Linked DNA regions of Homo sapiens: all the other regions are linked to region 2. A link is an interaction called in ENCODE POLR2A ChIA-PET data of the cell type or tissue named here. Cell type or tissue: CD4-positive, alpha-beta T cell. All regions are shown on one strand. Region 1 has its middle 9.3 kb from the start of ENEMAL. Region 2 overlaps FRMD8 (FERM domain containing 8). Region 3 holds the start of LINC02736 (long intergenic non-protein coding RNA 2736).

The links. ChIA-PET counts read pairs that join two places held together with the same protein. Peaks named below come from ENCODE experiments on the same cell type or tissue, not always from the same donor. Only the 100,000 strongest peaks of a DNase experiment are listed, where the experiment ranks them.
Region 1: POLR2A ChIA-PET joins it to region 2 with 18 read pairs; 34 of 35 experiments call an interaction of 5 or more read pairs at or near these places.
Region 3: POLR2A ChIA-PET joins it to region 2 with 12 read pairs; 35 of 35 experiments call an interaction of 5 or more read pairs at or near these places.

What each region holds. Positions count from the first base shown.
Region 1 is chr11:65,464,207-65,472,206 of GRCh38, reverse strand. It overlaps the pseudogene FAUP4. Among named protein-coding and RNA genes, the nearest start is that of ENEMAL, 9.3 kb to the left of the region's middle. RefSeq lists enhancers at 1-47, 368-913, a cis regulatory region at 1-258 and a silencer at 588-667. In CD4-positive, alpha-beta T cell, a CTCF peak has its summit at 3,200 (motif pointing right); DNase peaks (open chromatin) are centred at 626 and 3,176; H3K4me3 peaks cover 676 bases; H3K27ac peaks cover 506 bases.
Region 2 is chr11:65,412,106-65,420,105 of GRCh38, reverse strand. FRMD8 (FERM domain containing 8) reads right to left here. Exons shown (of 11, transcript NM_031904.5): 11 at 6,581-8,000. Among named protein-coding and RNA genes, the nearest start is that of NEAT1, 6.7 kb to the left of the region's middle. RefSeq lists enhancers at 1-350, 763-892, 923-1,292, 1,393-1,442, 935-1,520 and 2 more, a silencer at 1,723-1,772 and a cis regulatory region at 610-1,984. In CD4-positive, alpha-beta T cell, a CTCF peak has its summit at 3,610 (motif pointing left); DNase peaks (open chromatin) are centred at 945, 1,225, 2,145, 3,575 and 1 weaker place; H3K4me3 peaks cover 3,994 bases; H3K27ac peaks cover 3,546 bases.
Region 3 is chr11:65,484,642-65,492,641 of GRCh38, reverse strand. It overlaps LINC02736 (long intergenic non-protein coding RNA 2736), which reads left to right and starts at 4,556. Exons shown (of 3, transcript NR_187301.1): 1 at 4,556-4,752; 2 at 5,022-5,116; 3 at 5,208-5,734. RefSeq lists enhancers at 510-804, 2,720-3,391, 4,065-4,736, 4,790-5,084, 4,737-5,408 and 1 more and a silencer at 479-980. In CD4-positive, alpha-beta T cell, no CTCF peak of the experiment used is centred here; DNase peaks (open chromatin) are centred at 631 and 4,861.

The sequences.
Region 1 (8,000 bases), 52 kb before region 2:
CATGGGGTGGCTTCAGAGATGGAGTGGGGCCTTAATTAGGCCCGGAAGGATGAGCTGGTGGATAAGTTGGACAGGACATTCCAGGCAGGCACTTGGTCTAGAGGTGGGCTGATCATTTCTAAATGGCAGAACCCTGACAAACGTGAGACTGAGAGTCCACAGAGGGGCACGTGGGGCTGAGCTGAGAGGCCCCCAGGGCCAGCATCCTGGCCCATGCCTTATGGAAGGCCAGACTAGAAGCCCTGGGCCAGCCCCAGGAAATAGGAAGTTTCCAGGCCGTGGACCTCCTGTGCCCCTCAGGGTGGGGGCCATGGAAGAGCTCCTCTTTGTTGCAGGGAGGGGAAGTCTGTACCCCAAAAAGGTCTTCCCATAATCCTGGAGCTGGGAGTGTGCTCGATGCACCAATGGCAAATGGTGTGCAGCAAACGCGCTCCGTTCCTGGCACTCTTACCACTGTCAAGAGAGGGACCCCAGAACTCAGGAGGCAGCCACCAGCAATCAGCAGGAGCTGGCAGGGGAGGCAGACGGGCCTCCGTCTCTCTCCCATTTCTTAAATTGGCAGATGAATGATCTGCAGGGAATGGTCTGTCCTGAGTCGCAAGTCCCAGACCTTGGGAGTCCTTCCAGGGGTGCACACTGCCCCCTAAGGAGCTGGTGCACGAGGTGCAAGCTGGGGCCCTGTGGGGAGGGCTCCAGAGTGAGGTAGGACCTTCATCCCTTCAGCCTCTCCAAATACAGACTGGCAACAGAGAGTTCCTGGCAATGGTAGGCAGAGGCCCTGAGACAGCCAGCCCTGGCTCCAGGTCCGGCAGTGAGGAGGTGAAAGCAGGTCTGGAATTAAGATTTCCTGCCCGTCAGTCAGGTCCGGTCTGCCATGGGGCTTTTTCTTTTCCCTTCAAGAACCCAAAGCCAGCCAGGTACGGTGGCTCATGCCTGTAATCCAGCACTTTGGGAGGCTGAGGTGGGTGGATCACTTGGGGTCAGGAATTTGAGACCAGCCTGGCCAACATGGTGAAACCCTGTCTCTACTAAAAATACAAAAATTAGCCAAGTATGGTGGCACACACTTGTAATCCCAACTTCTCGGGAGGCTGAGGCAGGAGAATCGCTTGAACTCAGGAGGCAGAGATTGCAGTGAGCTGAGATCGAGCCAGTGCAGTCCAGCCTGGGCAACAGAGTGAGACTCCGTCTTAAAAAAAAAAAAAACAAAAAGCAAAAAACACAAAAGAACCAAGTGATCTGCAGGAACTGAAGAGGGAGGGAAGGGCAATCAGATTCTCTGCCCAGCTCGGCCCTAACTCAAAGGTGAGGACAGGCATGACCTGGCCTTATTTCCCATGCTCTGTAACTGGAGGGCTTGTAGCCCACAGGCCGGTGTGTGGCTAACAGGGCCCTTCTTTTTTCCTGCAGTTTGCTCTGTCTCCTGTTGCGTGTGTGCCTCATGTTTGCATGGTGTCTCTGCTTTTAGTTCTTTTCTGTTCTCCTGTTGAGCCCTGCCGAACTCTTCCTGTGTTCCTGGATCCTTCTGGCCCTGTATCTTATTGCGAGACAGTCACCCCCGGGCAGGAGTGGCCTGAGTTGGGCATTTTCAATCAGAGGGACTCTCCACATCAGCCTGTGGTAGGGCCCAGGAACATGTGCTCTTCCACTGAGGCTGCTGCCTGGTCACAGGAGCTGGACCTCTGCAGCCTGTGGACATCTCTCGGGTGTCTGTGTCCTTGGCTCAGGAGGTGTCAAGCAAAATGTCAGCTTATTTGCCAGGCACAGTGGCTCACACCTTTAATCTCAGCACTTTGGGAAGCAGAGGTGGGAGGATCGATCGTTTGAGTCCAGGAGTTAAGAGACCAGCCTAGGCAACATAGGGAGACCCCATCTCTAAGAAATATATATATATATATATATACACATATTTTTGAGACGGAGTTTCACTCTTGTTGCTCAGGCTGGAGCGCAATGGTGCAATCTCGGCTCGCTGCAACCTCCGCCTCCCGGGTTCAAGCGATTCTCCTGCCTCAGCCTCCCGAGTAGCTGGGATTACAGGCGCGCACCACTGCACCACCACACCTGGCTAATTTTTTGTGTTTTTAGTAGAGACAGGGTTTCACCATGGCCAGGCTGGTCATGAACTTCTGACCTCAGGTGATTTGCCCACCTCGGCCTTCCAGAGTGCTGGGATTACAGGTGTGAGCCACTGCGCCCGGCCTCTAAAAAATATATATATATTTTTTTGAGACAGAGTCTCACTCTGTCGCCAGGCTGGAGTGCAGTGGTGTGATCTCGGCTCACTGCAACCTCAGACTCTCTGGTTCAAGCAATTCTTCTGCCTCAGCCTCCCAAGTAGCTGGGATTACAGGCACGTGCCACCACGTCCAGCTAATTTTTATATTTTTAGTAGAGATGGGGTTTCACCATGTTGGCCAGAATGGTCTCGATCTCCTGATCTCATGATCCACCCACCTCGGCCTCCGAAAGTGCTGGGATTACAGGCGTGAGCCACCACGCCCGGCCTCTAAAAAATATTTTTAAAAAATTTAGTCAGCCGGGTGCGGTGGCTCATGCCTGTAATCCTAGCACTTTGGGAGGCCGAGGAGGTTGGATTACCTGAGGTCAGGAGTTCAAGACCAGCCTGGCCAACATGGCAAAACCCCATCTCTACTAAAAATAACAAAAATTAGCTGGGCATGGTGGCAGGTGCCTGTAATTCCAGCGTCTCCGGAGGCTGAGGCAGGAGAATCGCTTGAACCCAGGAGGCAGAGGTTGCAGTGAGCCAAGATCACGCCATTGTGCTCCAGCCTGGGCAACAAGAGTGAAACTCTGTCTGGAAAAAAAAAATTTTTTTTTTAGTCAGACATCCTGGCACATGTCTGTAGTCCCAGCTACTCAGGAGGCTGAGGCAGGAGGGATTGCTTGAGCCTGGGAGGTAAAGGCTACAGTGAGCTGTGATAGCACCACTGCACTGCAGCCTGGGTGAGACCCCATCTCAAAACAAAACAAAACAAGACAAAACCAAACCAAAAACCAACCAAACAAAAAACCCCTCAAACTGTCAGCTCATAAAGGCATGGGGAGGAGATGAGGCTGCAAGATGAGTCTATGAAATCAGGGCTTCCTCAAGCTGGCCTCCCTCTAGGGACCAGGAGGCTTCCAGTGGTGGGAGAGCTGCAGAGGGCGCTGTGGACCACAGGTGGGTGTGATCAGGAGGCCCTGCCTGCAGGTGGACAGGCACTGCAGGAGAAACCGGTTCAGGTCAGCTGAGCTTGAGCTGTCATTCAATGTGAACGTGGAATGAAATTATCATATTCACTGGAAGTTCCAAAAATAATAGAGAGGCTGGTAACCTTTACCCAGTTTCCTCCAATGGGAACATCTTACATAACTATAGTATATTTTCAAAACCAGGAAATTTGTATTGGTACATCCCAGAAATCTTTAGATTTTTTTTTTTTTTTTTTTTTTTTACAACGGAGTCTCGCTCTGTTGCCCAGGCTGGAGTGCAATGGCACAATTTCGGCTCACTGCAACCTCTGCCTCTCGGGTTCAAGCGATTCTCCTGCCTCAGCCTCCCAAGTAGCTGAGATTACAGGTGCCTGCCACCATGTCCGGCTAATTTTTGTATTTTTAGTGGAGACAGGGTTTCACCATGTTGGCCAGGCTGGTCTTGAACTCCTGACCTCAAGGGATCTGCCCTCCTCGGCCTCCCAAAGTGCTGGGATTACAGGCGTGAGCCACCGTGTCTGGCCGAGGAATCTTATTTAGATTTAAATTTTACAAGTGCATGTGTACTTGTTCACCATGGCCAGGCTGGTCATGAACTTCTGACCTCAGGTGATCCGCCTGCCTTGGCCTTCCAGAGTGCTGGGATTACAAGTGTGAGCCACTGTGCCCGGCCTCTAAAAAAGATTTTTAAAAAATGTAGTCGGCTGGGTGTAATATTATGTAATTATCTCACGTAGATCTGTGTAATCACCACCATAATCCTATCATACTATCTCCTCCTTAACCCCTGACAACTACTCATCTGTTCTCTATTTCTACACTTTTATCATTTCATGAGGTATACAAATGGAATCACAGAGCAGGTCACCTTTTGAGATGAGTGTTTTTCTTTCTTTCTTTCTTTTTTTTTTTTTGAGATGGAGTCTCTCTCTGTTGCCCAGGCTGGAGTGCAGTGGCGTTATCTCAGCTCACTGCAAGCACCACACCCGGCCTGAGATGGGTGTTTTTCATGCAGCATAATTCTCCTGAGATCCATTCAGGTCATTTCATTCCATTTTATTGCTGAACAGTATTCCATGGTATGGGTGCACCACAGTTATTTTAACCATTAACTCATGGAAGGACATTTGGATTGTTTCCAGATATTGACCATTATAAAATAAACTGCTAAGAACATTCACGTACATGCTTTTGAGTGGGGATAAGTTTTTGTTTCTCTAGAATAAATGCCCAAGAGTGCAGTGGCTGGGTTGTATAATAATTATATGTTGGCCGGGCATGATGGCTCACGCCTGTAATTCCAGCACTTTGGGAGGGCGAGGAGGGTGGATCACCTGAGGTCAGGAGTTTGAGACCAGCCTGGACAACATGGTGGAACCCTGTCTCTACTAAAAATACCAAAAAAATTATCTGTAATTACCTGTAATCCCAGCTACTCAGGAGGCTGAGGCAGGAGAATTGTTTGAACCCAGGAGTCAGAGGCTGCAGTGAGCCAAGGTGGCGCCATTGCACTCAAGCCTAGGCAACAAAGCGAGACTCCGTCTCAAAATAATAATAATAATTATTATTATATGTCTAGGTTTTTAAGAAACTGCTGAACTGTTTTCCAGAGTGGCGGAACTATTTTATGTTTCCACCAACAAAGTATGAGAGATTTAGTTTCTTTGCCTGCTTGCCAGTATTTGGTATTGTCATTGTTTTAATTTTATTTGTTCAAATAGGTGTGCAGTGATATCTCATTTAGTCATCCAGGTTTTTTTTTTTTTTTTTTTTTTGAGACAGAGTCTCACTCTGTTGCCCAGGCTGCAGTGCAGTGGCACGATCTCAGCTCACTGCAACCTCCGCCTCCTGGGTTCAAGCAATTCTCCTGCTTCAGCCTCCCGAGTAGCTGGGATTACAGGCATGCGCCACCACACCTGGCTAATTTTTTGTATTTTAGTGGATACGGGGTTTCACCATATTGCCCAGGGTGGTCTCGAACTTTTTTTTTTTTTTTTGAGATGGAGTCTCGCTCTTGTTGCCCAGGCTGGAGTGCAGTGGCACGATCTCGGCTCACAGCAACCTCCACCTCCCAGGTTCAAGCGATTCTCCTGCCTCAGCCTCCAGAGTAGCTGGGATTACAGGCATGCATCACCACGCCTGGCTAATTTTTGTATTTTTACTAGAGACAGGGTTTCTCCGTGTTGATCAGGCTGGTCTCAAACTCCTGATCTCAGGTGATCCACCCGTCTAGGCCTCCCACAGTGCTGGGATTACAGGCGTGAGCCACCGCACCCGGCCTTCGAACTCTTGAGCTCAGGCAATCTGCCTGCCTCAGCCTCCCAAAGTGCTAGGATTACAGGCGTGAGTCACCATGCCCGGCTGGTCATTGAGTTTTTAATTTGTAGAATACACACCAAAAAGTTCTTTTGATTCCAGGAGATTGAATTCTCTCATCATTCACCTCTCTGTGGACAGACAAGCTAGACATCTATTTGTATTTAGTAGGTGATAATGACCCCTTGGCAAGTGTTACATCTAGTTACCATCCCGTGTGAGACACTCAAGTGAGTGGGGTATGGGGAGAAGCATGGAAGCAGGACCTTCCTAGGGAGAAGCAAATCACAGCTGTAAGGAGGGTAGAGACCAGAGGTTTTCCAGCCCATCCCCATCCTTCTGAGGTCATTGTCCTGTGTCTTCAGGCAGCAACTCTCAGATATTTGCTGTGTTCTTCATTCGTTACCTTCTAGGCTACAGTTGCCACAGTGTGGTATATGTTTAGGGGTTTTCTTCTGGCCTTGGAGACTTTCAGGAGCATCTGTGGTTTGCTGAGGAGTTAGGTTCACCTTGTTTTGAGCTGTGAAGTGTTGTCCACAAATATCTGGCTGGTTGTACAGGGTTGACTTGCAGTGAGAGGCAGTTATTACCTATGAGAGATGGTCAAGGTCATTTCACAGGGCCCAGAGCGTCAGGGTTGGAAGCAGTTCCTTCTCCAGATTTCCTCCTAGACTCGGGCTTTGGCCGGAGTGAAGGTATTGGTATAGAGTCCACTGCTGGCCTGGCTACCACCGCTCCAGCTAAATGAAAAAGCACTTGGAACAGAAAGGAGTCTTTGATGGGGATGGCAACACATCCTCCAGGGTTTGAAGGAACAGCTGGGATATAAGCTAAGCCCATCACCTCTGCTGGCAGAGATCAGAGCACAGCACTTGTGACCCTGAAGGACAAGTCCTATTTAAACTTTTAGGATCACCGGGCGTGGTGGCCCATGCCTGTAATCCCAGTGCTCTGGGAGGCCGAGGCGGGCAGATCATCTGAGGTCGGGAGTTTGAGACCAGCCTGAACAACATGGAGAGACCCTGTCTCTACTAAAAATACAAAGTTAGCCGGGCGTGGTGGCGCATGCCTGTAATCCCGACAACTCGGGAGGCTGAGGCAGGAGAATCGCTTGAACCCGGGAGGCGGAGGTGGCGGTGATCCGAGATCGCGCCATTGCACTCCAGCCTGGGCAACAAGAGCAAAACTCCGTCTCAAAAAAAAAAAAAAAGAGAGAGAAAAAAAACCTTTTAGGATCAGTGATTCCATAACTTCAGGAAGGGCATAGTTCCTGAGCTCTGATTCTAGCTACTGCCAGAAGCTAGTAGCTCCACTCAAAGTGATAAATTCTTTTTTTTTTTTTGAGAGGGAATCTCGATCTGTCGCCCAGGCTGGAGTGCAGTGGCACGATCTTGGCTCACTGCAACGTCCGCCTCCTGGGTTCAAGCGATTCTTCTGCCTCAGCCTCCTGAATAGCTGGGATTACAGGCGCACGCCATGACACCTGGCTAATTTTTAAATATTTTTTAGTAGAGATGGGGTTTCACCATGTTGGTCAGGCTGGTCTTGAACTCCTGACCTCGTGATCTGCCCTCCTCAGCCTCCCAAAGTGCTGGGATTATAGGCGTGAGCCACCGTGCCCAGTCCAAAGTGACAAATTCTCAAGATATAGCCATGGTGAGTTCACAAAGAGCTTTGAGAGTTCTTTATATATTATAGACACAAGTTCTTGATCAGATATTTGATTTGCAAATATTTTCTTCAGTCTGTGGCTTGTCTTCATTCTTTTTTTTTTTTTTTGAGACAGAGTCTCACTCTATCACCCAGGCTGGAGTGCAGTGGCATGATCTCGGCTCACCGCAACCTCTGCTGCCTGGGTTCAAGCGATTCTCCTGTTTCAGCCTCGTGAGTAGCTGGGATTACAGGTGCCTGCCACAGCGCCTGGCTAATTTTTGTATTTTTAGGAGAAACGGGGTTTCACCATCTTGGCCAGGCTGGTCTTGAACTCCTGACCTCATGATCCACCCACCTTGGCCTCCCAGAGTGCTGGATTACAGGCGTGAGCCACCACGCCTGGCCGTCTTCATTCTCTTAAAAATGTTTTTTTTGAAGAACAGAAGTTCTTTCTCTTTTCCTTTTTTTGATACAGGGTCTCACTCTGTCGTCCAGGCTGCAGTGCAGTGTCACAATCATAGCTTGCTGCAGCCTCCACCTCCCAGGCTCAAGTGATCCTCCCATCTCAGCCTTCCAAGTAGCTGGGACTACACGTGTGCCACCACCATGCCTAAACTTTTTTTTTTTGAGACAGAGTCTCGCTCTGTTGCCCGAGGCGGGCAGATCACCTGAGGTTGGGAGTTTGAGACCAGCCTGAACAACATGGAGAGACCCTGTCTCTACTAAAAATAGAAAAAATTAGCTGGGTGTGGTGGCGGGCAGCTGTAATCCCAACTACTAGGGAGGCTGAGGCAGGAGAATCACTTGAATCCGGG
Region 2 (8,000 bases):
GCTGGGTGGTGAAGGGCCCGCCCTGCCTGTGTGGGTGGCCAACTCCTGCTTCTTCCCAGGCAGACAGAGGAACAGGAGGGGGCTGCTTTGGCAACATCTGGATTCCAGGGTTAGGGCCCTGTCTCCAAGCCCTTTCTTTCTTTTCTTTTTTTTTTTGATGGAGTCTCACTCTGTTGCCCAGGCTGGAGTGCAGTGGTGTGATCTCTGCTCACTGCACCCTCCCTCCTGGGTTCAAGTGATTTTCCTGCCTCAGCCTCCCGAGTAGCTGGGACTATAGGCTTACACCACCACATTGGCTAATTTTTTTTTTTTTTTTTTGTATTTTTAGTAGAGACAGGGTTTTACCACATTGGCCAGGCTGGTCTCCAACTCCTGACCTCAAGTGATCCACCTGCCTTGACCTCCCAAAGTGCTGCGATTACAGGGGTAGCCACCGCGCCTGGCCCCTGTCTCCAAGCCCTTTCTTGCGGCTATTGCCAATCAGGGTCACTGGTCTCCCGGGTGCCTGGAGCCCCACATCTTGTTCTGAAGCCAGGTCAGCTCTGTGGTTTCCAAACATATAGACAGACCAGTCCCAGGAAGTACCCGGGATTTCCCACAGGAGCCCCTGGAAAAGGGGAGCAGAAGCCGGGTAAGAAAGGGTGGTTCTTCAGGCTTATACCAAGGGCAGGACAATGACAGTGTTGCTACTACTGCTTGAGAATGTGCAGGGCCCCAGCCCTCCATTCTCCACGGGTCTAGTTCTGGAGCTGTGGCCTCCAGGGCCATTTTGGGCTCCCCGCTCACCAGAGATCTGAGGCCTAGGCCCTTTCTGAGCCCTGAGGCCCCTCAGCTCAGGGCCTGGGTCTGGAAACTGCACTGTCACTGTGTGCTGGCCGGGAGCCCGCCTTTCACGCCTCGCAGCCAGTGCAGGAAACACAAGCTGGGCCCCACCCCCAACTCTAACCGGCCTCTTCCTGTGAGGCTCCGGCCTGCTCTGCCCCCACCTCTCATGTGACCAGGGTAGGCCACCCCTCCCAGCCTTGCTTCCCCCATTTTGAGGCTCCTCTCGGCCCTAACATCTCTTGATTCTGACAGTGTAGTGTTTCCTGGAACACTCTTCACCTAGTTGCTGCCTAGTCCACTTCCACTGCTCCTTCAGGCCTCTGCCCTAAGGTCACCACTCAGCCAGCCTCCTGACCACAACTCTAAAGCGCCGCCCCAACTTGATCTCCTCGAGGGAGGGGTTTCGGTCTGTTTTGCCCGGGATTGCTGTGCCCTGGCACGTGACTCTGCACTTTGTTTTGTAAAGGTCACTGAGCACCCTGAGGCTCTGGGTAAATATTTGTGGACTGACTGAGGAAGGGAGTTCCCAGGTCAGCTGCAGCCCCATAAATGTGATGACAGGCCCAGCTCTGTGGGGTCCCAGGTCAGGAGGCAGGAGAGGGAAGAAGGACAGCGGCTGCTCTCAGTGGACTGGGACTGCCTGGGGTGGCCAAGGGGAACTGGGGTGCACTCTCAGCCACACGTTGGCAAAGGCATTTGAGGGAGAGGGCATCAGAGGGAGGGGGTCTCCCATGGCCCTGGTTTACAAAGCTGAGGTGAGGTGAGGTGAGCATGCCCCAGGGCTGCTGCACCTACAGGAGCCGACTGTCCCAACCCCAGCCCCACGGGCCCTTCCTCCTTCCCAACTGTCCTGGGCCCTCCCTCAGCACCTCCCATTCCCCCCCCACCCCCAAACATACTGAGCCCTCCGGCTATTTTTAACACTTTGACCTAATGTGGGCTGGTCCACCACATGTGCTGGAAAGCAGGCCGCCCACCAGGAAGGCGAGGCAGGGGAGGACCCTCAGGAGGGGGCTTCTCACTCTTGCATTTGACCCGTCACCTCGGGCTGCGTGGGGTCTGTGCACGCCCTTTCCTCACTACTGCCAAGGCAGATCTAAGGGGGGCTTCCTCTGCCCAGGGCCAAGCCCCAGGCCTCGGGCTGTGCTTTACAGGAAAGAACTTTGCGGTGTCAGCCCCCTGCATCCGGATGTCCTGGGACTGTCCCCTGTTCCGTGCCATGCTAGAGTGCCTGGGCACCTGCCCCTTACCCCAGGCCTTGGTCCCCCGTCCTCCTGAGCACTCACCCACTCCTTGGAGCCTTGCCTGAGCTGGCACCCTAGAACACCCTGTCCTCCTTGCCTCCTCCTGCCTCTTCACCAGCTCACTGCTACCTCTGTCTCCTGTAGCCCCATCCTGTCACAGAGCTCACGAGACCTTCCTGTTCCCACCCTGCCACGCTGAGCGCCTGTGTCCTCACTCCTGTTCCCGCAGAGAGAAGGCCTGTGGAATGCGTGGCTGGGCCCCATAGCCCTGCCTCCCCGGGCTGCCCTGCACCTCCAGCGGCCCCTAGACCTCCTCCAACCCTCCCCACCCTCCTTGGCCAAATAAGCGAGCCCAGCTTTCCTAGGCCCCACACTTTCGCCTGTGCTAACCTTTCCAGCCTCCTCCCCAAGCCCACCCACTGGGAATCCTGGCGCCAGCTCCTCTGAGCAGGGAGCCCAGGTGCTGACATCCCACTACCTCCACCCCTAGGTTTGCAAAGCCCTCTGTCTTCAGGACCGCCAGCCGCCCCCACTGCCAGAGCCTACCACTTCCTCTTGGGTCCCTGCTGATGGGAATGGCCTGCACTGTGCTTGTCCCGGTGGCCCCATCACAGCACCAGTTGTGACTGTCCTTGAATCTCTGAAGGAGCCTTTTCTGCCCCAACCCACCTTGGTCTGACTGAGTGCCCTCTGTGAGCAAGTTGGCCATGGTGCCAGGGCTTCTGCGGGGAGTAGAACCCCCCTGCCCGGGAGGCTGCTGACCTTGACGATACTGTATGGGAGGCCTGTGCTCTCGCTGGCTGGGAGAACTTGTCAGGGTCACTGCCACCCCCACAACAAAGTGCCAAGGTCAGATGGGCACCGGACAAAGAAGTCCTTGGGAAGAGCTGGGACTATTATTCTCTCTTTTGCAAATTATGTCAAATAGTTAAAAATAGCAGGAAGACTTAGTGTGTGAGGTGGGGACAGGAGGTGCTGGAAGAGGGCTCAGGGCAGCTGGGAAGGAGGAAGGGCCCAGGGGCAGAGGCCGGACAGTCAACTGCCTCAGGAGGGAGGCGACTAGTGCCAGGTTGTGCTCACTCCACCTCTTAGATGTCTCCAAATAGCCCCAGTTTAAGTATTTTTACTAAGCTGTCATTTCACAGAAAAGCACACATCTACAGCAGAATCCGTTTCCAGGACATGGATCCTGACCTTTGGAAAACTCAGGACCCATCACGAAGCTGAGGAATGCCCCCGCCCACCACCAGGGAAACAAACCCCTTACCCTGTGTTCTTGAAAGTTGGGGACCCCCATCATGGGCCCAGTGGCAGGAAGAAGGTCAGGGCAGTCAGGAGCCAGGACTCCCACTCTGAGAGCGGGTGAGCCCGCAGCGCCAGACCCAAGGCCCCCGAGATTCTGTCGTGGGGCACGACCCTGGTTCCAGGTTGCCTGGGCGGGCAGTGCTGCTCACTGTCACTGTCCCTGCAGCCCGGCAGGAGGAAAGGGTGAGCTCAGCTGCCCCCTGCTGGCCGCAGCCGAACCAGCAACCTGCAGATGGGAGTAGGCTCCGCCCCACCCACGCTGTCCGCCCAGTGGGGGCGAGAGGAGCCGGGCCACCACACGGCACTGGACTTGCTGCTTAAAACTGAAGTCCTCAGACCCAGGCCCAGCCCTGCACCCCCATTCTGGGTGAAGTTGGGTAGTCTGCCTACTTTCTTTGAAATGTGGGGTGGATTTGGACAGGGAGAAAAATGCCAGGTAGCTCTAAAAGTCCTCTGCACAAAGGAGAAGAATGAGCGATGAGAATCTGTCCCGAGGCCTGCACCTCCTTTGGGTCAGCACTGTCAGTGTCCCTTAGGCTCAAAGTCACAGGCTTTGGTTGACTGTCCCTGCTCCATCCCATGCCCTCTCTCTTTGCTGCATTTACCTGTATCCTACTGAGCCTGTCAGGCCCCCTCCTCCAGGAAGCCTTGTTTGATCACTGCTCCCCCTCCCAGTCTATTGTCTGTCTTTGTGTTGGGTGGTGGCCTGCACATCTGTTGGGGCATCATGTGTGTGCAAAGTGACCCATTTTCCTGGTCTTTATGTTCTTATCCCCGGTGTCATCTGAAAAGCTGCCTGGACTCTGAGCTGATGTCTCCATGGGTAACTCTGTTGCTAATCCTGCAACCCTGTGTGCGGGGAGCAGTTGGAACTCCTGCTCCCTGACAAGTGTCAGAGGCCCCTGGCACATCCACCCCAGCCCTCTCCTTCCCAGCTTTATCTGTGCCCCTTGCACCACTGTTTTTTCAGACTGAGCATGACAGCGTCCTGGGTCGCCTTGGTCGCTGTGGCTTTTCTGAGTCCCAGCAGCACCTCTGGCCTCCCGTGTGTCTCTCCATGCACTGCCACTTGGCTGGGGGCTGGCCACATGAAGCCTCAGCTGTGGGTCTGCGCAAGCCTCTTGCTGGGCTCTGGTTGTGGCTGGAGCCTCCTGTGTCCAGCTAGCCCCGGGTTGGGAAGCCCGCAGGAATGCCCCAGCTGCTGCTGTAAGTGGAGAATGACCTGGAAACCCCAGCCTCAGAAGGGACAGTAGGATCGCATGTGTTGACTGTTCTGGTCACCTCTGCTTCCTGCATTCTGAAGAGTTAGGGAGAGTCTGGGGACTGGGGACTGTGAAGACCTCGTCCCACTGCACTGTCCTCAGGGGCAGTCTGGGCAGAGCCTCTTCAGGTCTTCAGGCCTCTGGATCCAGGTGCTGGCTGAGCCAGGCTGTGCGTGCCAGGCTGGCAGGTGGCAAAGTCACTCCTGCTGCCCCGTGCAACCCAAGCGTAGCTAGGATTTGAAAATAACAGCTGTTCCGGCATTAAAGAACCCCAAAGAAGTCCAAGACAATCATCTGTAGGGTAGTGGTAAGGGTTAAATCGTGTTCCCCCAAAAGGATATGTCGAAGTCCTAACCCTCAGTGCATCAGAATGTGACATGATGTGGGAACAGGATCATTGCAGGTGTTATTAGTTAAGATGAGCTCATGGTGGAGTAGGGTGGGCCCCTAGTCTAATCTGACTGGTGTCTTTGTAAGAACACAGCCATGTGAAGACACAGACACTAAGGAAGATGCCAGATGACCACATAGGCAGAGACTGGCTGTGCAGCCGCAAGCCAATGAATGCCTGAACGGCCAGCAAGGCACCAGAAGCTAGGAGCAGGCAAGGAAGGCCTCTCCTATGGGTTGCAGAGGGAGCACGGCCCTGCTGAGCTGAAACCTGGATTTTGGACTTGTAGCCCCCAGAACTGTGAGACAATCAGTTTACTTTTTTTTTTTTTTTGAGACAGAGTTTTGCTCTGTCACCCAGGCTGGAGTGCAATGGCACGATCTCGGCTCACTGCAACCTCCGCCTCCCGGGTTCAAGCGATTCTCCTGCCTCAGCCTCCCCAGTAGCTGGGATTACACGCATGCGCCACCATGCCTAGCTAATATTGTATTTTTAGTAGAGACAGGGCTTCTCCACGTTGGTCAGGCTGGTCTCAAACTCCCGACCTCAGGTTATCCGCCCGCCTTGGCCTCCCAAAGTGCTGGGTTTACAGGCGTGAGCCACTGCACCTGGCCGAAGTGAGTTGTTTTTTCGGAATTTTTTTTTTTTTTTCGAGACAGGGTCTTGCTCTGTTGCCCAGGCTGGAGTGCACAGTGGTGTGAACACAGCTCGCTGTATCCTCGACCTCCTGGGCCCAGGCGATCCTCTAGTCTCAGCTTCCCAAGCAGCTGGGCACGACAGGCTTGTGCCACCATGCCTGGCTAATTTTTTTTGTTTTTGTAGCAATGGGGTTTCGCCATGTTGCCCAGGCTAGGCTCAAGTGACCCTCCCGCCTTGGCCTCCCAAAGTGCTGGGATTACAGTAGCAAGCCACTGTGCCTGGCCTGGGCACTGTTATTCCCACGAAAGGTCACAGGTGCCCATGGTCATGGCATTGTGCTGCCTTGCCAGGCAAAGATGATCACACAGAGGACAAGGTGCCACTCACTGTCATGGACACCCAAGGAGACGGCCCTGTTCCCAGGACTACGCTGCCACAGGGACAGGTGGCTTACTCCTCCCATCTCTGGAAACATTGTGAACCCCAATCCCCCAGTGGCGCTCATCCTGCAGGCCCAGGTCCTGGGTGGCTGCTGCAGGGCTCAGAGTCCTCCAGGGGTCTGCTACTGTCCCTTCCCTCCCAGGTAGGTGTTGACAGCAGGATCTGTGGGAAACAAACGGCCTCCTGCCAGGCCTGGAGCATGAGGTGCCCTCAGGAAGGGCATGAGCATCTGCAGTTACCCACCTTGGTCCCCACAGGAACCCCAGAGCCCCTCCTGGGCAACGTGGGGCTGGGAGTACAAGCCGCCAAGATGAGACAGCTTCACTCGGGTGCTCCGTGGGCATCAACCTGGCTGGCCTGAGGGCTGCACACCTTGACGTACGTTTCATGAAAACCAAACATGCAGCCTGTAATCAACTCTTGGACTGTCACGGACACACCCTCATTATTTCATATCATGAGCTGCCCCAGAGTTTGTTAGAAACTGATTTTAATAAGTCACATGATACAAAAGAATGAGAACATTCAAAGAATGAGTAAAATACTGCTTTGTCCCAAAGGACAAGCAGAAAATGTTAAGGCACAATGGATGCTCAGAAAACGTAAGAAGCTGAAGGGAAAACACATCATCTGTGTACTCAGACACACACACTCCAACCCATCACACGAACACACCCTCGCCCGCCCATCAGAGAAGAATTCGCCTGGAATCAGCTGGGGGCGGTGGCTCACGCCTATAATCCCAGCACTTTGGGAGGTTGAGGCGGGCAGATCATGAGGTCAGGAGTTCACGACCAGCCTGACCAACATGGTGAAACCCTATCTCTACTAAAAATACAAAAATCAGCGGGGCCTGGTGGCATGCACCTGTAATCCCAGCTACTCAGGAGGCTGAGGCAGGAGAATCGCTTGAGACAGAGGTTGCAGTGAGCCGAGATGCGCCACTGCACTCCTGCCTGGGCAACAGAGCAAGACTCCGTCTCAAAAAAAATAAAAAAATAAAAAAAATAAAATCACCTGGAATCAAAGCAGCAGGGACAGCCTGCGCTGGAGCCGCCAGAACAGGCAGGCGGGCAGCTCCGCAAGACCGAGCAACTCCAGGACGGGAGACGAGAACTGGCAGCTGACATGACCCTGTGACCAGGACATTCCAAAAGACTGGGGGCCCTTCCCAGGCCTCTTCTTTCCGCCTATTATTTTAACAAAGTCCATGCTGCCAGAAGGCAAGCCTACCTCGAAACACCTGGCACATTCACAAGCTACCAAAGGGAGGAGGGTGAACAGGCTCTGATACTTGGAGTAGAGGCCCAAGCTTCCTCTCCCACGGTTTTCCACCGGGAACGAAGACAAAGCCAAGCCCTGTGCAGCCACAGGAAGTCCCAGGAAGCACCTGTGAGACCCGCACACCCACCTCGGAGGGTCCCAGGGCTGGGAAAGCCCTCCTCTCAGGGGCTCTCAGCTCATCTGGGACAAGACAGAGCCCCTGCTCCCCGGAGGGCAAGCTGGGACCAGAGAAGCCAAGCACCCATATCAGTCACCTTTCCAAGTGTCCTCGATAAAGAAGAGAGTGTCCCGTGTGGCCCAGGCTTTCCTGGGCATGCGCCAGCCCCCAGAGGAATCCATGGCGCCACCTGGGAAGGAGCGCACAGCAGAGGTACCCAGGGCACTTCCTGGCGTTGCCCCAGCACAACTCAGATGAACAAAGACCAAACTAAAACCTGAAGACCCAGACACAGGGAGGGGAGGTCAGGTCCGGTCAGTCCCCTAGGGGAGCTGCTTGGGCTCCAGGGAGTGCCCACCAGGGGATTTTCAGTTTTTCACAGACTGTGAGTGTGGGTCTGGAGGCCAGGTGGTCCACAGGATAGCCACCTCCCAGCAGTGACATCACCAAAG
Region 3 (8,000 bases), 73 kb before region 2:
GGGCTGCGTCTGTAGAACCGTCTATCCACTCCATGTGCATCTTTATTTTCTGTAACGTGTATTGAGTGCTGTGCCTCACAACAGCCCTGTGGGGGAGGTGGTGTTGCTTTCCCCTTAGACGGATGAGGAAACTGAGGCAAAGAGCTGTCATTTGCCAGATCACTAGAGCCTGGCACACAGTAGAAGCTCCATGTGTGTCTACTGAGTAATGACTCAATGAATACATTGGAATAGTATCTTTTTTGGAATTTATAACACACACACACACACACACACACACAACCAGAATACTGAAAAGCTCCCACAGGAACAGATCATTCCACAGGAACAGATCATTCCACAGGAACAGAACGGATTTAGACTTGACGTAAATTCGAATGCCCATCAGGATGGAGTGGAATGGGACTGAGCTAGCTGTACTGCGTGGGAAACTGGGAACTGCTTTGCTCTGGAGGTCTGTTCAGAACTTCTGAACCAACTGCCATCCACAGAGACAGGGGAGAAAACCCAGAGGCCACCTGTGGTTTCCATGCAGCTCTGATGGAGCATTCACCCCTCTACCTCCTACCCGCCCCCTGCCCAGTGCAGGGTAGTGAGCCCGGCTCAGCCCTTGCTGTCCTTGCCCCATGATGAGTCACCGCGGGAGACGCCTGCTGAGTGAACCTTCCCAAGTGGCCTGAAGGAACAATGAAGCTCTCAGGGAGTCGCAGCCGCGTTCTTGTGTCCCTGATCTTTTCAGTCATGCTTCAGGTCCCTGGCAGATGTTTGTATTGGCCTGGCACACCCAGCATGAAGCTGATTAAACATCCTCCATGAGCATGCTCACACACACACACACACACACACACGTATATTCATTCTTCCTCATGCAAGTGTGGCCCACATCCCACAGACACACATCTCCTGGGACAAGGGGGTAGCGGCCACAAGGTTTCAGGCACTTTGTCGGGGTGTGTTTCTCAACAATGCCGGATTAAAACAGAAGCCCGCAGAATGACAGGGCCTTCTCCTGAACTGGTAATAGTGGATCAGAGCCACCCAGTGTTTGAGTGGAATAAACCTCTAGGTAGCAAGTTCCCATTCCCACAGGTATCCTCTGGAAGCTGGGTGACCTTCCTAGGGTTCCGCAGTATCCCTGCATTGCGAAGAAGCTGGTCAAGAAAACTTGAGATTTTTCTTCCAATCCTGAAAATCCATAATTCTAAGTAGCCCCTCATGCTACAATTGAAGAATCTAAGACTCAGAAAAGTTACATTCCCACAGCACTTTTTAGAGATGCAGGCAGATGGCCTCTGGGGCCCGGACATCTCCCTGAGTTAGCTGTAGGGACACTCACGCCCTGGCTGCCCATCCTGTGGGCTTTCTCCTGGAAGCTTATCCAAGGGGTCAGGCTGCATTCGGTCTAGCCATGAGGGGAACAGATTAGTACAGGAAGTGATACAACAGGAACAGGGCCCAGGAGAGACTGTGTTCTGGCTAGAAAATTCCAGAAGCCAGGCTGGGCGTGGTGGCTCACGCCTGTAACCCCAGCACTTTGGGAGGCCGAGGTGGGCAGGTCATTTGAGGTCAGGAATTCGAGACCAGCCTGACCAACATGGTGAAACCTCGTCTCTACTAAAATACAAAAATTAGCCGGGCATGGTGGTAGGCGCCTGTAATCCCAGCTACTCGGGAGGCTGAGGCAGGCAGGAGAATCGCTTGAACCCGGGAGGCGGAGGTTGCCATGAGCCGAGATTGCGCCACTGCCCTCCAGCCTGGGCGACAGTGAGCCTCCATCTCAACAACAACAACAAAAAGGATGTGTAGGATTTAATAGACTTTTATGAGGGGCAGGGGGTGGGGAATATCCCAGACAGAATAGGTAAACAGAGGCCCTGCACCTGCACACCCCAAATTGGTAATGCTTGTGCGGGGAGGAGGAAATGACTGGCCAGGTGGGTGCTGGGTGTGGCTGTTGGCAGGAAAGCAAGAGAAGACTGCAGTGAGGTCTGGGCTGGCGTGGACACCTGGAGAGGGCCATGGACATGGCTCTTAGGGCAGAAGGATGGCTTCTGAGCTGGGAGAGGCCCTGGCTTCCGGAGGCATTGTCTGGCTGCTCTGGGCAGGATGGCAGAGCTGGGAGAGGCAGCAGAGGGGAGGGCACTGAGGCCCAGTGCCATAGCCCAGGCCAGAGGTCATGGGGCCTGGATTGGGAGTGGGGGGGTGGCCATGGGACAAGAGAAAGGAAAAGCTGTGAAAGAGTGGCCTGAAGCTGCCTGTGCCTGCAATGAGGGCCCCCTCCCTCCTGTCTCTTAGTGCCCCGGCCCTTCCAGATTCCTGGTCTTTGCTGTCTTTGGCTCGTCTTCTGGGAATGCTCCTCTACAGCTCTTCAGAAGGCAGACTCCTCGTCACCCTGACCACAGGGCACTCCTTGCACAGGACCCCTCTGGCCACTGTATCCAAAGTCGCCACTTATCACCACCCCATCAGTAGTCTCTGTCCCAAGGCAGCCTACATTTTCTCGGATGACTATGTGTTTGTTAACAGGGCTCCCTCGCTCCTCTGAGGATCAAAGGGGACAAAGGGGATTCCAGAGTTTCCAGTCCGGTTGGCAGGGAGGCCTCAGGCTCACTCCCAGTACAGACATGAGAGAGAGGCAGGTCTGTGTCAACTCCACCGAGGAAGGGTCCCTCTCACCCTGGACAAAGGGCAGGGACAACATAGGGATGTCATTTTGCATTCCCAGCTGCTGCTGCTGTTCAGGAAGGCCTAACAGGAGGTGGGGTGGAGCCTGGAGCCCAGAGTAGGGAAAGGAAGGCCGGGCAAGGGGAAGGAGCTGCCAAGGTCTTCCCAGCTCCTCTTTCCCCTTGAAGTCACTTTTTCCCCTTGGAAGCTTCTAGAGATAGACATATAAAATACTCCCCCTGAGAAAACAGTGGACCTGGATCATTTCTGGAGAGCAGAAGTGCTGAACCCACAATATTTAGGTGCCCCTGGGCTTCTTCCGCCCCTGCTGCCCTTACTCTGGGGGAGGCACATTGGTGATGAGCTGATGTGACTCGAGTACTGCTGTGACGGAGGAGGCTGTTACTCCTCCTCTTTGCCCTCCCAGGAGCAGGGACCCTGGGGCGTCTGGGACCTGTCAGGCACGGGGGATGGCTCTGGTATTTCATGGCAGCTCAATGCCCCACATGCCTGAAATTCTGATGCGTCCACTCCACCGGCCTTCTGTGGCTGTCCCCGTGACCTGGAGGCTGTCCTCGGCCTCTTCAAGCCTGCAGCCCCCACAAGCGGAACTCAGCCCAGCAGGGCCTAGAAGAATGTGGAGCTGGGGACTGAGTGCTGGGAAAGGAATCTGGGTGGAAATTTCCATGACTCTTCTGCTCAAGCAAAGACTGCAGCTGAGGCCCAAGATGTCAACAGAGACCAGGGCCCAGGTCACAAAGGGTCACTTTTCCTCTCTCTGGGCTCTTTATCACCTACTGCCCCACCCTGAGCCAAGGCCATAAACCTCATGCAGTCCAGCCTCCTCTGTTCCTGCCCCCCCCACCCCCACCCCCACTGTTTGTGGCAGCAAGATCCCTACTTTCCCTACTTGCACTGACCTCCCTCCACTGCTCCCCACAGTCGTGGCCACTCTCCTGGCAGTGGGAGCCCCCCAACTTCAGGAGCCAGGTCAAGACCCCTTGAACCTGAACAGTCAGTCCATGCTGCAGATTCCTGCAGCCTTCCCTGCCCAGTGACGTCACCAGCACGCCTGGGACTGTGCCCTTCATTTGGTGAATCAGCTGTTTTTTTTAATTTTTATTTTCTTCTCATTGTCCAAACGCATCTCAGCCCTTGTTATCCTGAGCTATGGTGTGTGGCTTTTATTGCTGTTTGTCATTGTCACCTGTCTTGAAAACAGAGTTCATGTCTTATAGTTCTGCCTCAGCTCAGGACGGCTCTGCACATGACTTAGGCAGCATCCGCCCACACAGTCAGCCCATGCAGCCTTGGGCTGGTGCTAGGGGCTCTGAGAGGCTCACCCCAGTCCCAGCTGGTGGTCTCTGTGGATTCCCCAGCCAGATCAGGCAGAAGTGTTTGTGGTTTGCCCTCCCTGTCTGCCCCCAGCCAGAATTCCAACCTGGCCAGTTCTAAAAGCTGAACCGTGAAGACTCAGCCCTGCCTGGAGCAGCCTTCCCTGGAGCCTGGCTGACTGCACCCACCAGCCGTCAGCTCTGGCCTAGAAACTTAGGGGTCCTGGAGACAGCAGGTCCTGCTACCTCCCTGTCCTCCATTCAGCCTAAATGTCCACCTCCTCAGGGGCCTGCCTTCAGCTCACCTGCAGACCATAGAAGTCTCCCTGCTGTGCACTCATCCCCTGCGCTTTGGCACTCCCTACTCCGCCCCAGGTGTTCTGCAACATCGGTAGCATGACAGAGGGCTTCTTAGAGAGAGGGCGCCCTTGCTACCAGGGTCCACAGGCTCAGTCTCAGCCTGGTTCCTGTTTGTGGTGCCCCTTTCTCAGGCCTGTGGGGATGTCAGGAGCTTAGGACAGCGCCGGGCTCAAGAGATGTGGCTACCTTCCCTCCTGCTTTCGGTACTCAGCGCAGGCAGGGTTCAGTGCAGCAAGTAACAGCTGTGGCTTACTGGATTGTCTGCAACCATTGGCGACTGAGAGATCCCTGCAGCCCTCCCAGACCCTCGATCTGACTGGAGCCAGGCCCACGTGGGGAAAGGGTTAAACGTTGGCAGTGACTTCACCCCTGCATTGGAGCAGGCGGAGGCAGAGTAGGTAAAAAAATCAGGACAGAGGCTGGTTGGAATTTTCCAGCGTTCATAAACAGGACCAGTCAGGGTTGCTAAGGGAGGTCACCATGGAAACGGTCACGTGCGCCTGCCTCCTGGTTATTCCACCCTGGTCAGGAGGATGATGCAAGCTCCGAGCCTCTTCATTGGCTGCCACCTTCCTCTTGCCACCGAAATCTGGTGGGAGATTGGCTGAGGACAGTTGCTGGGCTGGAGCTAGCCTTTCCCTTTCTCCCCCATCCCTCCCACAGGAACCTGCTGGAAGCTGTTCTGAACCAGAGAAGGATGAAAATAGCTGCCAAAGATGTTGCCATAGCAACTGCTTTCCTTCCTGACCTCCTTGGAAGTTAGTAGTTGACTTTGCAGTTGAAGTACTTTTCTGAAGGCAGAAGAGGCTGTCAGCCATTTTATACTGACCTAACTTTCTTCTCTTGAAGGTGAACTCCCTCATTTTCCAGAGTAGTCAAGGAATTTCTGTGCCTCTACCCATGGCTTTGGTTACCAACTCATCCCTGGGGGCCTTGGTTTCTTTCTGTGAAATGGAATATTCATTCCAGCACTCACCACCTTCTAGGCTGGAGTAAGGCTCCAACTTTGCAAATGCTGTTAGTAAACTGTAGAGCTCCGTGCACTTCCACGTGTCTTTACTTGACCAACACTGACACTCCCTTGGGCTAATGGCTCTATAAATTGGAGGATGGGGCAGCTGACTTGTTCAACAAGCCCAGAGCCCCAGGACAGAGGACCCCTTTGGAGTTTGATTCCTGTTCTGTCACCAAAAGCCCCTGGGACCTTCAGCAGGTCACGCAGGCCCCCAGGGACTCATTTTCTCCTGTAAAAGGACGCCTCTCTAGTTAACTCAAGAGGCCCCTTCCAGCTCTGACATTCCATGACCCTAAGTTAAAGGCCAGCCTGCTTTCCGTAATAAATCTGTGGAACTTACCATCCATATAGGAGGTGAAAATGCAGCTATGCTGCACTGAGTCCTTTCTACATGGCAGGCACTGCGGCACATGCATTCACTGAATTTTCACGGAAGATAACTGTCATGATTACAGCACCTACCCATTTTACAGATGAGGAAATGGAGGCCCAGAGAAGTTAAGTAAACTTGCTCAAGGTTGCACAGCCAGTAAATAGCAATGTCAAGACTTAAAGCCTGGTGGTCCAGCAGCTAGTCCACACAGCTGTCTTTCTAGGTACTGACTAGAATGACGAAAACAACATGGGTCAGTTCATAGCAGGTAAAACGTTGAGTGGAGCAAACCCTGGACGAGGCACCAGCAGCCCTGGGTTCTACCCTAGGCTGTGCCATTTAAGTGGCACCCTGTTACCTCCAGCAAGTCACTCTTCCTCTCTTTGTCTCAGTTCTCTCATCTGTAAAAATAAGAAGTTAACCGGCTGGGCATGGTAGCTCACGCCTGTAATCCCAACACTTTGGGAGGCCGAGGTGGGCAGATCATCTGAGGTCAGGAGTTCGAGACCAGCCTGGCCAACATGGCGAAACCCTGTCTCTACTCAAAACACAAAAATTAGCTGGGTTTGGTGACATACGCCTGTAATCCCAGCTACTTGGGAGGCTGAGGCAGGAGAATCGCTTGAACCCGGGAGGCAGAGGTTGCAGTGAGCCAAGATCGTGCCATTGCACTCCAGCCTGGGCGACAGAGTGAGACTCCATCTCAAAAACAACAAAACAAAACAAAAAATAAAAATAAATAAATAAGAGGTTAACCCAGATCTCTGAGGGCCTTTCTGCACTAAACACTCTTAGTCTTTGAGAGAAAGCAGCCCAGAGAAGACAGGTGCCAGCTTGTCCGAGTCACAGAGTGAACAAGCACAGCCTCACTGGCTACCCACTAGCTTTGATCTCAACCTTTGAAACAAACAAGGTTTGGGAAGGGTTGTTTGAACCTAGGGCCCGTGAACCAGAAACAGTCCCTGGGAGCGTCGGCTGTGACTTTTCCAGAAAACTAACTACATCCCATTTTAAGAGGGTCCTTTATTCAGAGATTAAGCCTGTGAAAGGAAAATAAATCTTGGAATCCCAAAATCACTAAGCCAAGGGAAAAGTCAAGCTGGGAACTATGTCAGGCAAACCTGCTTCCAATTTTATCCCTAAATAAGATAGCTACAAAGATTTATTAAAAAAAAAGCTACATGCCTCCCTCACAATTTGCCCACAAGGAAATTCCTTGTGGACAAAGGACAGACAGAACTCAAAATCATCCCTCCGAGGCTCACGTGAGACTAATGCATATCGGATTGCTTCCCCTGACCTCTGATTTCACTAAACCAGACTAAAGCAAAAGTGACTACTCCTCTGCCCTCCTCTCAAATGTAAATTGCGTATTAGGTGAAAGGCTAATCAGAAACTCAAAAGAAAAGAGTGCAACTCTTTGTCTCTTATCTACCTCCCGAGGCTGTGTCATGGGTGTGTCCTTAACCTTGGCAAAATAAACTTTCTCTTTTTTTTTGTTTTTTGAGACGGAGTCTTGCACTGTCGCCCGGGCTAGAGTGCAGTGGCACGATCCCGCCTCACTGCAACCTCCACCTCACAGGTTCAAGCAATTCTCCTGCCTCAGTCTCCCAAGTAGCTGGGATTACAGGCGCCCGCCATCATGCCCAGCTAATTTTTTGTATTTTTAGTAGAGACAGGGTTTCACTATGTTGGGCAGGCTGGTCTCAAACTCCTGACCTCAAGATCCACCCTCCTCAGCCTCTCAAAGTGCTGGGATTACAGGTGTTAGCCACCGTGCCCGGCTGGCAAAATAAACCTTCTAAATTGGTTGAGACCTGTCTCAGATATTTTGGGTTCACAAGCCCTTCTTGTATCTTTGATGTTATAAAGACTTTTTTCTTATGAAACGGTGGTGACAGTGCAGGGTAATTTTGTTATAATTTTGTATTTGGGAAAAGTTGGCTCACCGTTTGTCAGTATTTCCAATACTTAAAGATGTTTTGTTATGGAAAATTTCAAACATAAAAAAGTAAAGGCCAGGCGTGGTGGCTCACATCTGTAATCCCAGCACTTTGGGAGGATGAGGCAGTCGAATCACGAGGTCAGAAGTTCGAGCTAACCTGGTCAACATGGTGAAACCCCATCTCTACTAAAAATGCAAAAATCAGCCAGGCCTAGTGGTGCATGCCTGTAATCCCAGCTACTTGGGAGGCTGAGGCAGGAGACTCACTTGAACCCAGGAGTCGGAGTTTGCAGTGAGCCAAGATCACGC